Regions from separate parts of the Mus musculus genome. Here region 2 is linked to region 1. A link is a contact called in ENCODE Hi-C or POLR2A ChIA-PET data. All regions are on one chromosome and are shown on one strand. Each heading gives the region's core, a stretch centred on a gene start or an enhancer-like site at or near the end of the contact. The rest is flanking DNA. Distances are from core to core; before and after follow the strand shown. Region 1 holds the start of Zbtb10 (zinc finger and BTB domain containing 10). Region 2 has its middle 51 kb from the start of Gm41996.

What was found. A loop is a pair of places that touch in the nucleus more often than their neighbours do. ChIA-PET counts read pairs that join two places held with the same protein, here RNA polymerase II (POLR2A).
Region 2: a map of heart shows a loop between it and region 1 (2.1-fold over the local background). The contact joins the enhancer-like site here to the promoter of Zbtb10 in region 1. A Hi-C loop is called at or near these places in 1 of 37 maps with a recorded cell type or tissue (heart). POLR2A ChIA-PET finds 5 or more read pairs at or near these places in 1 of 5 experiments (Patski).

Annotation. Positions count from the first base shown.
Region 1 is chr3:9,247,344-9,252,585 of GRCm38, reverse strand. Zbtb10 (zinc finger and BTB domain containing 10) reads right to left here and starts at 2,019. Exons shown (of 6, transcript NM_177660.3): 1 at 506-2,019. The coding sequence starts at 1,456.
Region 2 is chr3:9,121,676-9,126,449 of GRCm38, reverse strand. No RefSeq gene overlaps it. Among named protein-coding and RNA genes, the nearest start is that of Gm41996, 51 kb to the left of the region's middle. Within about 2 kb of position 3,174, at least 1 of the 3 ENCODE cell types and tissues checked has a DNase peak (open chromatin) inside an H3K27ac peak, as active enhancers do; it is heart, where a contact is called at or near this core.

The sequences.
Region 1 (5,242 bases), core at 770-3,269:
CTGACACGAGTTTAAGAGTGGACAGCCTGTAGCACCGAAGCTTAAGGAAACTGTTTAATCCATTCTTCAGGCTACTTCTAGTACTTTAGTGTCTACGAACACAAGAAGGGACAGTTCTAAAATCTCCTCTGACTTAAAAAAAAAAATCCTTTTTGACCGAAAGTCAATCAAAGGTTAAAATCTCCAACCTCTCCCAGCCTCTCTCTCGGATTCAATCTCACAGGCAAACCCTAACTCGAAAAAGAAGATAAACCCAGCGATATCATTAGAAAACTGTCCTTCTACCCCTCCTCCCCCAATAGATCCACAACTTTGGAAAACTTTGTTTCCAGGCTTTCTAAACCCCTACGCATAAGCTCTCGCGAACCTCTCTCGATCGGAACGAAGTGAGTCTTCCCCCGGAGGATCTTAATTTCCCCCCTTCTTTACTTTAGTTTTAGTCTTCCCCACTGATAAACCTTTCCCAAAAGATGTGGTCGAAAAGCAAAGGCAGGATCTACGGTACCTGGGCGTTGGCTTCGTGGAGTTTGTGTTCGGTGGAGACGTGGTGCCTTAGGAGCAGGGTTTTCTTGTAGTTGCGGGTCCCTCGCGAAAGCTCATCATGCCCCACCTGGGTAAGGTCCACGCCGCCCCCATCCTCGGGGATCTTTTGGCACCATCCGCAGAACATAAGGCCGGTATCCTTGGAGTACCGCAGCCAAGGGAAGTCCTTGAGCCAAGAGGTCTGGAAGGAGCACTGGAGCTTCTGCAAGAGGGACTTGGGCCTCGCGAGCGGGAAGTGCTGGACAGTCTCTCCTTCGCCAGCTCCCACACCGCTGCCCTCCGCTTCGTCCCCACCATCGCCGCCCGACCGCCTGCTGCTGCTGCAGCTGCCGCCTTCCGCCCCACTGCCATCGCCCGGGCTCGCCCCCTCCTCCTCGGTGCTGTAGCTCAGGGACGCCCCGTCCTGCATCCACTCCTTCCCCTCCAGCGCGTCCAGCTCCGGATCCACGGCCGCCGGCCCTCGCCCATTGAAATGCCTGAGGGGCCACGCCGAGGTCTCCGGGCGGCCGCGGCTGCTGCCATTGTTGCCGAGACCCCCGCCGCCTCCCCCGCGGAAGGCCAGAGTCCGACGGTTCCTTTCCGCTAGCAGGGGGCCCCCCGCGCCGCCGCCCAGCAAGGAGGGGCCGCCCGTGTCCTGAGGGAGCAGCAGCAACTCCTTGACGTCCTCGGCGGCGGCCGCGCCGGCGGCGGCCTCCGAGTCCTGGGGCTCCAGGCCCTCCAATTCCATTTCCTCGTCGGCCCCGCGCCCATTCGGCTGCTGCGGCGCGGGCGGCGCGGGCAGTCGCGGTTGCGGCTGCGGAGGCCAAGAAGAGGCCTCCCCGCCAGCGTTATTGTTCGTGGGGCCGCCGCCGCCGGTGACCAACCCGCCTCCTCGGAACGCCAGCGTCCTGCGGTTCATCTCACTGAACGACATGGCGCGCGCCGCGGTCACCGCCGCCGCCGCCGCCGCCCGGTGCCTCGGCTCGCGCCCGGGCTCCGGCCGCGTCCCGCGCGCTCGCCGCGGCTCCCCCAACGCTTCGCCCCCGCCCCCGCCCCCGGCGCTGCGCTGCGCCGCTCTGCGCTGCGCTCCCGCCGGCCCGGCCTCACCCTCCCGCCGGCTCGCGCTCGCTCCCGGGCCGCCGCACGCGTCTACTGCCGCCGCCGTCCCAGCCGCGTCCTCTCCACCCGCGCCCCGCCGCGCTCCGGGCAGCGTCCCGCGCGGAGCGGTGGGCGGGCAGCGGAGCGGCGAGCCGGGCGCGTGCGGCCTTCGAAGTTGAGGAGGAGTGCGGTTGCCCCTCCGCTGCCCCGCTTCAGCGCTGCGCGCACACACCGGCCCGCCAACAGATCTCCGTCCTCGGGGGGAGTCGTGTCGCCGCCGCCGGCTGCCGAGGCGCGGACGCGAGAGGCGCGCTAAGCCGCCAGGCTCCGCCACATAGCGAGCCGACAATAAAGCCGGCGGAGCGTTTCCGTCCGACCAGGCCCTGGCGGAGGTCGAATGGCAAATGAACAACGGACCGTGCGCCCACAATGCACCGGGGTAGCAGTAACCGCTGGAGGGGGAGAGGGTGGGGGCCGGCCGGGGGAGGGGGCGGGCTGGGCCGGGCTGGGCTGGGCCGGGGGCGCCCGGGGACCGGGAAAGGGGCCGGCCGCTCGGGCCCGCGGGCGGGGGTGCGGCCACGGGAAGGAAGCGGGCGGGGCACGGGCTGGGGTCTCGGGGCGGGGCCGGCTCGGCCAGGACAAACAGCTGGCGGGTGTCAGGGGCCGGCTCGCCGCGGCGCGCCCGTGCGCACGGTCCCCGGCTCTCGCCACGACTTCACCTGGGACTCCAGGAGTAAGTGCGGTGGGAGCGCGCCCGGCCCTGTCATCTGCCGGGGGAGGGGTGGGTGGCCGTGCCCGAGGAAGTGAACTTATTTTGTTCCTGCACAAAAGACTGGACCAGGCGGTGCCTCCCTCGCGAGGACACCTCCTTGGGCTCCTTGTGTACGCCGGGCAGCACCTCTGGCCCCGGGCGACGATCGTTTCGCAGAAAATGCACCGCCCCGAGTGTCTTATTGCTGTGATGAAATGGAAATTTAAATAAAAGGTCGAACACGTGCGTTCAGTGGGAAGTATTGACATGGGTGTTACATCACCAGCAGCCAATCAGATATCTCCAGTCGTGTTTATACTTCTACAACCACCTTGTGAGTATTACAGTATGTCATAGCGTTATAAATATTAGGCAGGGTTTTCCCCATGAACGGGGAGGAGTCAGCTGCTGCGGGCGCCGCGTGCGGCCGCGAAGGGAGTGCAGCTCCGAAGACAGGGTGTGTAGATGAGAATTAATTTTTAGGATTTTGAGAAAAGCTCTTGGCATCGCGTATGGAATTTAGAGTGATTACATCGGTCTAAGCTGGAAATGAACCTCCCTAAGTTATATTAGTTTACTTTTTTGTTTTTGTTTTTCAGAAAGAGGCCTTGCCAATTAAGAACCCTTAAACTCACCCTCCCCATTAACTATGCTCTATTTGGAAAACATTAGCACGTTTACACTCATTAATTCACAAAGTGAGGTCGATTTATCTGTTATTTATTGGGAGCGATTTTTGAAACAGGGTCAAGGCCAGCCTAGTCTACATTTTAGGTCAGCCAGGGATACACACAAAGATCCTGCCTCAGTATCTCGAGTTCTGGTATTACAGGTGTGAACCACCATGTTGCACAAGCTTAATTTAAAAATTCGTATGTTTGAGCCTATTTCAGGCTTTCTTTCCTGTTTTTTTTCCCCCTGCCTTTCTTAATTTTTTGTTTTGTTTTGTTTTGTTTTTGTTTTTCGAGTCAGGGTTTCTCTGTGTAGCCCTGGCTGTCTTGGAACTCACTCTGTAGACCAGGCTGGCCTCGAACTCAGAAATCCACCTGCCTCTGCCTCCCAAGTGCTGGGATTAAAGGCGTGTGCCACCACACCCGGCTAATTTTCTTTCTTTCTTTCTTTCTTTCTTTCTTTCTTTCTTTCTTTCTTTCTTTCTTTCTTTCTTTCTTTTTTTTTTTTTAAGACTATGTAGCCCTAGCTGTCCTGGAACTCACTAGGCAAGAGTGGCTTTGAACCCACAGACATCCACCCACCTGGAGTTTCCCTTTTGGGGTGGGAGTGGAGTGAAGAGAGCAGTTGATAAATGGTGGTCTCTCATCTTTCAAGTTTTAAAATTCAGATTGATGGCTGTTGTGTCTGAGGACTCAAGAGTTAAGTTCCCAGAGCCTGTGTATGGCGACTGCCTGTGTAAGTGTATGGAGGCTCAGAGCCTGTAATAGCAGCAACAGGGGATTTGCTCAGGTACCAGGCACACATGGTGCACAGACAGACATACCTGCAGGAACAATGCCCATGCACACAAGTTTTTAAAGCACATTTTCTCAGTGTTATAAATTAATATTTGCTAACACTTTTTTTTGAGACAGCATTATTATGTAGCCTGCTGGCCTTGAACTCTCCAGCCTGGGTCTGTCACCATGCCCAACTTACCTCAATGGAACTTTTGATTTGTTTATACAGGTCTCACTCTATGTCCCTGGTTGTCCTAGAAAGCACTGTATAGATGAGGCTACCTGTAATTCACAGCAATCCTGCCTTAGTCCAGGCTAGGATTAAAGGTGAGAGCCCCATGCCCAGTTTCCTTAACACTTCTGATTGAACTAAGCCCAAGACGAGTGTTGAGCTGTGTCGATTTAGATTTTTCAAAGCCACTTTGACTTAATTCGCCTTAATTTTGGTACCTGGTGTAATGAAGTTTTGTATATGAAATAAAATTGATGAATTCTAAAGTGAGTTTGAGTTTACTTGTGTAAACTTGTCACCTATGACAACATAATTTCGGTGAGCTGACTGAGGGGACTTCCATGCCACCAAAAGCTTTGACTTGGGGTGTCTTCCTATCATCTACCCGTACTGCCACCTGCCATCAGGTGCCGTAGGCCCTGTACTTGGATAAAGGCCCTCAGAGTGAGTTGGTGAGTTCTGGTTGGTGATTTTTCAGACAGTTCTGTGCCATACACCTTGGAGGAAGAAGGAAAACCTGCCTGCTGTGGCTGCTGTAGTATGGAAAAGTGTGACAATGACATGCTTGGTTTTCAATGTGTTTTTTTTTTTTAAGACTCTAAGCATTTTGCAAATAAATACATTATATTTTAACCACCCCAGCCTCTTTCCCTTAAAAAAAAAAAAGTGGTTACTGACATCAATCAATTATAAGATTAAGATTGAGAAATGTCATCTGTATTTATTCATATCATCTGCTTTATTCAAAAACTAATAAACTTACCTCATCTCAAGCTTGAATCCCTAATTAATGTAGAATAGGAACTATATTAAGTTAGGCTAGAATCTGCTTCCTATGTATTTTTATAGCAATCGAGTCAACCAAAACAGTTCAAGTTCTACTTGGCATTCACAATGAGTAAATGCCTTTCCTCACACGCACATCCTTCCTTATGTTTTATAGGTCTACACTGTTGTTAGGTATGGTAGCACATTACTGTAATCCCTGAAATGAGGAAGCTGAGGCAGGAGGATCATTTCAAACTAGCCTCTGCTATAGGCTTTAGACCAGCCTAAGCCACACAAGATCTTGTCTCAAAAAATGAATTAATGGACAAATATTTAAATAATTTCCACATGGCTTCTTTCTGAAATTATCTTTAAACATGAGCTAATTGAGTGACACTCAGGATGGGGAGCCACTGTGCG
Region 2 (4,774 bases), core at 1,925-4,424, 130 kb after region 1:
TGGTCAAGCAGTACCTTCATGGCTCAGCTCCAGTCTCTCCTGCAAGGTCAAGCTGGCAGAGGTGTGTGGAAGCTCTTACCGGGGACAAGCTCCCCTGGTCAGCACACACCGCAGCCCTTTCCCGGCAGATTTCCTAGGGAAGGAAATTCAGTGTCTTGGAGAACATTGCTTCAACATTCTGACAGGCAAAGGGAAGGGTACAAGTGTCTCTTTAGGATATTTTTATTCCTACTGGGACGGTCCACGATCATGCTCACACACTCAGACCTGTTTGCTGAAGGAGAGACAGAGAAAAAGCCATTTACTGTGACTGCCCAGAAGCCACCAAGAAAGTGAAATTCCCTTGCTCCTGCCCACCACTCAAGCAAACTTCCTGCTTCTCCTTTCCTCATGACAAACATTGCTTTAAAAGTAAGACATGGTAATATAAAAGATTATATACTTTATACTGTTATTTTCCCTATAGTATACTATTTAATTACACAGAATAAAGTGATGGAAAGAAGCAGTTTAGAAAGCTAGAGAGAACAAAACCACGGTCCACATGCTGTGAGTAACCAATGTTTATTATAGAAAATTCAGTATACAAACAAAAAGCATTGACAGCAGACAGTGATAGTGTATGCTCTTTATCCCAGCACTTGTGAAGGCAGAGGCAGGCAGGCAGATCTGTGAGTTCAACGCCCGCCTGGTCTACAGAGCTAGTTCCAGGACAGCCAGGACCACACACACATGCGTGTGCGAACACACACATACACATACACACACACACACACACACACACACACACACACACACACACACAAACCCCCTATCTTAAAAAAAACTAAAAAAGAAAAAATCATTAATATTTTAATATTATAAACAAAAGCTCCTCTAATAATTTGAGGGGTATTTTTTCATAGAAACTTACAAAAAAGCTTTTTTGGATAGTGGTAGTGGGTTGACTTTGGTTTTTGGTTGTTTTAGACACAAGGTTTCAGTGTGTACACTGTGTCCATAACTCCCATGTGTCCCAGGCTGGCCTTTGTTCTGTAGTCCTGTTAACCTCTCAAGTGCTGGTTTATAGGCTCATGTACTGCAGTGGGCTCTCAGCTTAGGTTTCACACATGTGACTTGCAGAGCAATAATCCCCCGAGTTTTGAGATTTTGGAAGAGCATGGTTCTAACCCCCCCCCCCCTGGTATTTTCCTACGTTGGACATCATCCTCTAAGATTTTCTCCACCTCCTGCCTCCCGTCTCCCGGTTTTCTATCCGGGACTCCCCTCCACAAATGGTTGATCCTCCTCAGCCAATACGAAAGTGGATTGCCATCTCTTCTGCTGATTTTTCTCTCCCTGAGCCAGCCACACAGTACTGGGCAATATTATGGAGTTTGCACTAATAAGGTAGGACCTGAATATTAAAACTGGGTGTAGTGGCAGGCGCCTGCAATCCCATTGGAAGACTGAGGCATGACATTTACTCCAAGTTCAAGGGAAGACCCTCGCTGAACAGAGCAAACAACATTAATAGCTGTTCCTAAAGTCTTGAGATTACCCCACAGGAAAGGTTTCCGTAGTGACAACTTCCTTGGCCCATGCTTGTTGAAGAGGGTAGTTTGTCAAGGGACACTAGAGCAGTGGTATTTGTATTGGAGCTGTAGAGTTAAGTTAATTTGAAGATAACCAGTGCATATATAATATGAAGCATAGAACACGTTTCTGCTGACAAGGTTTCTTTGAAGTGCTGTGCATTTTATTTCAAACTAGATTTTAAAAACATCGACTGATGCTGGTTTGCATACTAAGGATTGGTCACCTGGCGTGCTATTGCATCTACTCTGGTAGTTTGATCGCCTCTTGCTTTAGTTTTTCCGTGGTGGGTTTTTGTCTGCCATTTTGGGGCCGTCCTGGGCAGCAGGTGAGTTTCTGTCTTGCCCATTTCTGGTAGTCTTGCTTCTTACTTCCTCCGTACTATACGCAGCCGAGGTAGGCCTCCGAACTGTACTCAGATGCCCCAGACTGACTGAAGCAGCCGCAGCGGGCTGCTCTCTCTTGCATTGTATTCAAGGGACCATTGCTGCTCGTCATCCCCCCGGGCTCTGCCAGGTCCAGTTTTCAGCAGTTCAGGTCCAGTTTTCTTCAGTTGCACATCTATTTCTACTTTCCAACACCAAATATGAAGCTTAAATTGCACTCGGTGCATCCGGTGATGGTGCCAGCTTGGCAGCCACTGGATCCTTGTAGATCTGGCGCGGTTGGCAGTGCCTCCTTGACTCAAGCCCTTTGTGCTCTGAGCTTCCACAGCACCTCTACCGATCTCTCTCCTCAGTCACAAAGCTCCTCTCATTTCCTTTCCTGTTCCTGCCTCTTCTTCCCCTCCCCTCCCCATCTTTCTTTTTCTATCTTCCCTCTTTTTTTTTCTTACTTTTTTTCTTTCAACTAACACTTGTTTCCTCTCTATATAAATTTCCTCTTTAAAAAGAGTGCCTAGCTGGGCGTGGTGGTGCACACCTTTAGTCCCAGCATCCAAGGCAAATCTCTGGGTTTGAGGCCAGCCTGGTCTACAGAGTGAGGTCCAGATCAGCCAGGGCTCCACAGAGAAATTTGGTCTGGGACTTGGGATTTGGTTCAGTAGTAAAGAGCTTGCCTAGCAAGTTTGGAGTTCTGGATTTAGTTCCTAACATTGTAATAAAATCGAAAAAGACGGAAAAAAAAGTCTTTTCTCTAGGGACTAAGGTGCTGGAAGGGGAGCCCCCAACCTAAGCCATAAGCAAGCTCTGCAGAGCTGAGCTCCACCCGGCTCTTCACAAAGCTTCTCCTGGTTCCTCTCTGGTGGGCTCCTCCCCTGCCCCCCTCAGTTCACTGTAATCAGATGTCAGGATACCTTTCACTTGCTTTCTCTGTCCCCTCTGCTCCCTTCCGACTCTAGCCTCCTGCCTGGTGCAGGGGGCCTGCTGCCTGCTCTCCCCAGCTAGGTTACCTTATGTGTCTCCAAAAGCCAAGTGTGTTAGGCTGTGAGTTCCAGCAACTCAGAGGGAAATCCCACAAAGACAAGCTCCCGTGACACCAGGGGCAGTGTGTGCCTGGGTACATTCCCTTGGCAGGGATAAAATCAGATGGAGCCAGATGCGTTGGGGAAGAATTTGTGATGCAAGAGGCAGCACATGATCACAGACAAGCTCCCTTGGCAGCACCTCGGGAGATTGGTCTCAGCAGCCAGCAAAGAATCCTGTCGTCATTGGAACCAAGTGTAAAATATGACTCAATTGACAGGCGTGAGATGCAGTTACCCTCCAGTGCTGGGGTAAAAATAGCCACCACTTTATAAAGCTTGCCATTTATTCTTGAGGCTGGGTTTGAACCCAGGGACCTGTGCATGCTTTATACGTGTTCTCACCCCCAGCCCATACACATACACTGTTATTTTTGCCAATATTATCACAAGTTCCTGAGACAATCAATTTATAAGGACTAAAATTTTATTATGACTTGCTGCTTTTGAAGGTTTGAGTCCATGACAAGTTGGACCTGTGGCTTCGGGTCTGTGGCTTCAGGGCTGGTCATGGCAGAAACCCCTGGCAGCGCAAAATTGCAAAAGTGCTCAGGGTAGGAAGAGACCGAACCACCACAATCCCCTTCAGAGGCAGGGATAACCTAAGGCCCTCCAGCTAGGTCCCACCCTCATAGTCAGGAAACAGAAAGAGAAAGAGACCAAATCCCTACAGTCCCTTTCAAAGGCAGGGTTGATAACCTAAGGACCACCGCTAGGCCCCACCTCTAAAAGGCTCCTTCTGTTAGACCACACTAGGGAATGGGCCTGTAACACATGTACCTTAGGAACACAGTTAAAACTCAAACCACAGCACACACTCTTGCATGAGCACTGCCCCTGGAAAACAGCAAATGACTAATAAGTTACAGGCACCAGAGCTATTATCTGGCTTAGATGCTCATGTCTGTAATTCCAGCACTTGGATATCTGAGGCAGGAAGATGGCTCTAAATTCAAGGCTATCTTGGGCTACCTAGTAAATCCCAGATTAGCCCAAGCTACAGAGCAAAATTCATCTCAAAAAAAGAAAAAACAATCAGAATATGATGTGTCTAGTGTAGAAGCCTCTCTCTCTCTCCTTCTCTCACAAAATAAAGCAAATAATATCTATATTTTATATGTGTTATATATCTTAAATATATGTTTTATTTGTAAACAATTCACATATGTAATAAGTGAAAAAGTTATGAAAATCTATTGTAAATAAATCTTAAATGTATTTACAATACAAAGTTAATGAAAAGTGTTTCTCTTTCTTCCCTGCTTTGTTTTCTTTCAGTTTTGGGACCTTGCACATAGCAGACAAACTACTGCAAAGCTGCACCCTAACCAGGGATCCTTTCCTTAGTATTGTACATCTATCCCCATCGGCCGGCCACTCCCTCAGGTACACTGCAAATCCAGAGCAGATTAGCAGCCAGCCCATGACCCCAGTAATTGAAAGGATGATAGGAGGATTGCTGTAAATTCAAGGCCAGCCTGGGCTACAAAAATAAATCAGTACAGATTAACAACTTAACAGCTGTTGAAGACATCTTCAGATATAATTTATTATAGACTGCTCAAATAGAATGCAGTGAATTATAGGAGATATGTAAGGCTAGAAGGGGAAACTAACTTTTTCTTTAAACTGGATGAAGGGCTGGAGGATGTTCTTATATGGCCTGAGAGTTCAGCTAAGATATTCCAGGTAGAGTCATGGGGTGGAGGGGAAGGGTGGCTTTCTGTTGTAAAGGAC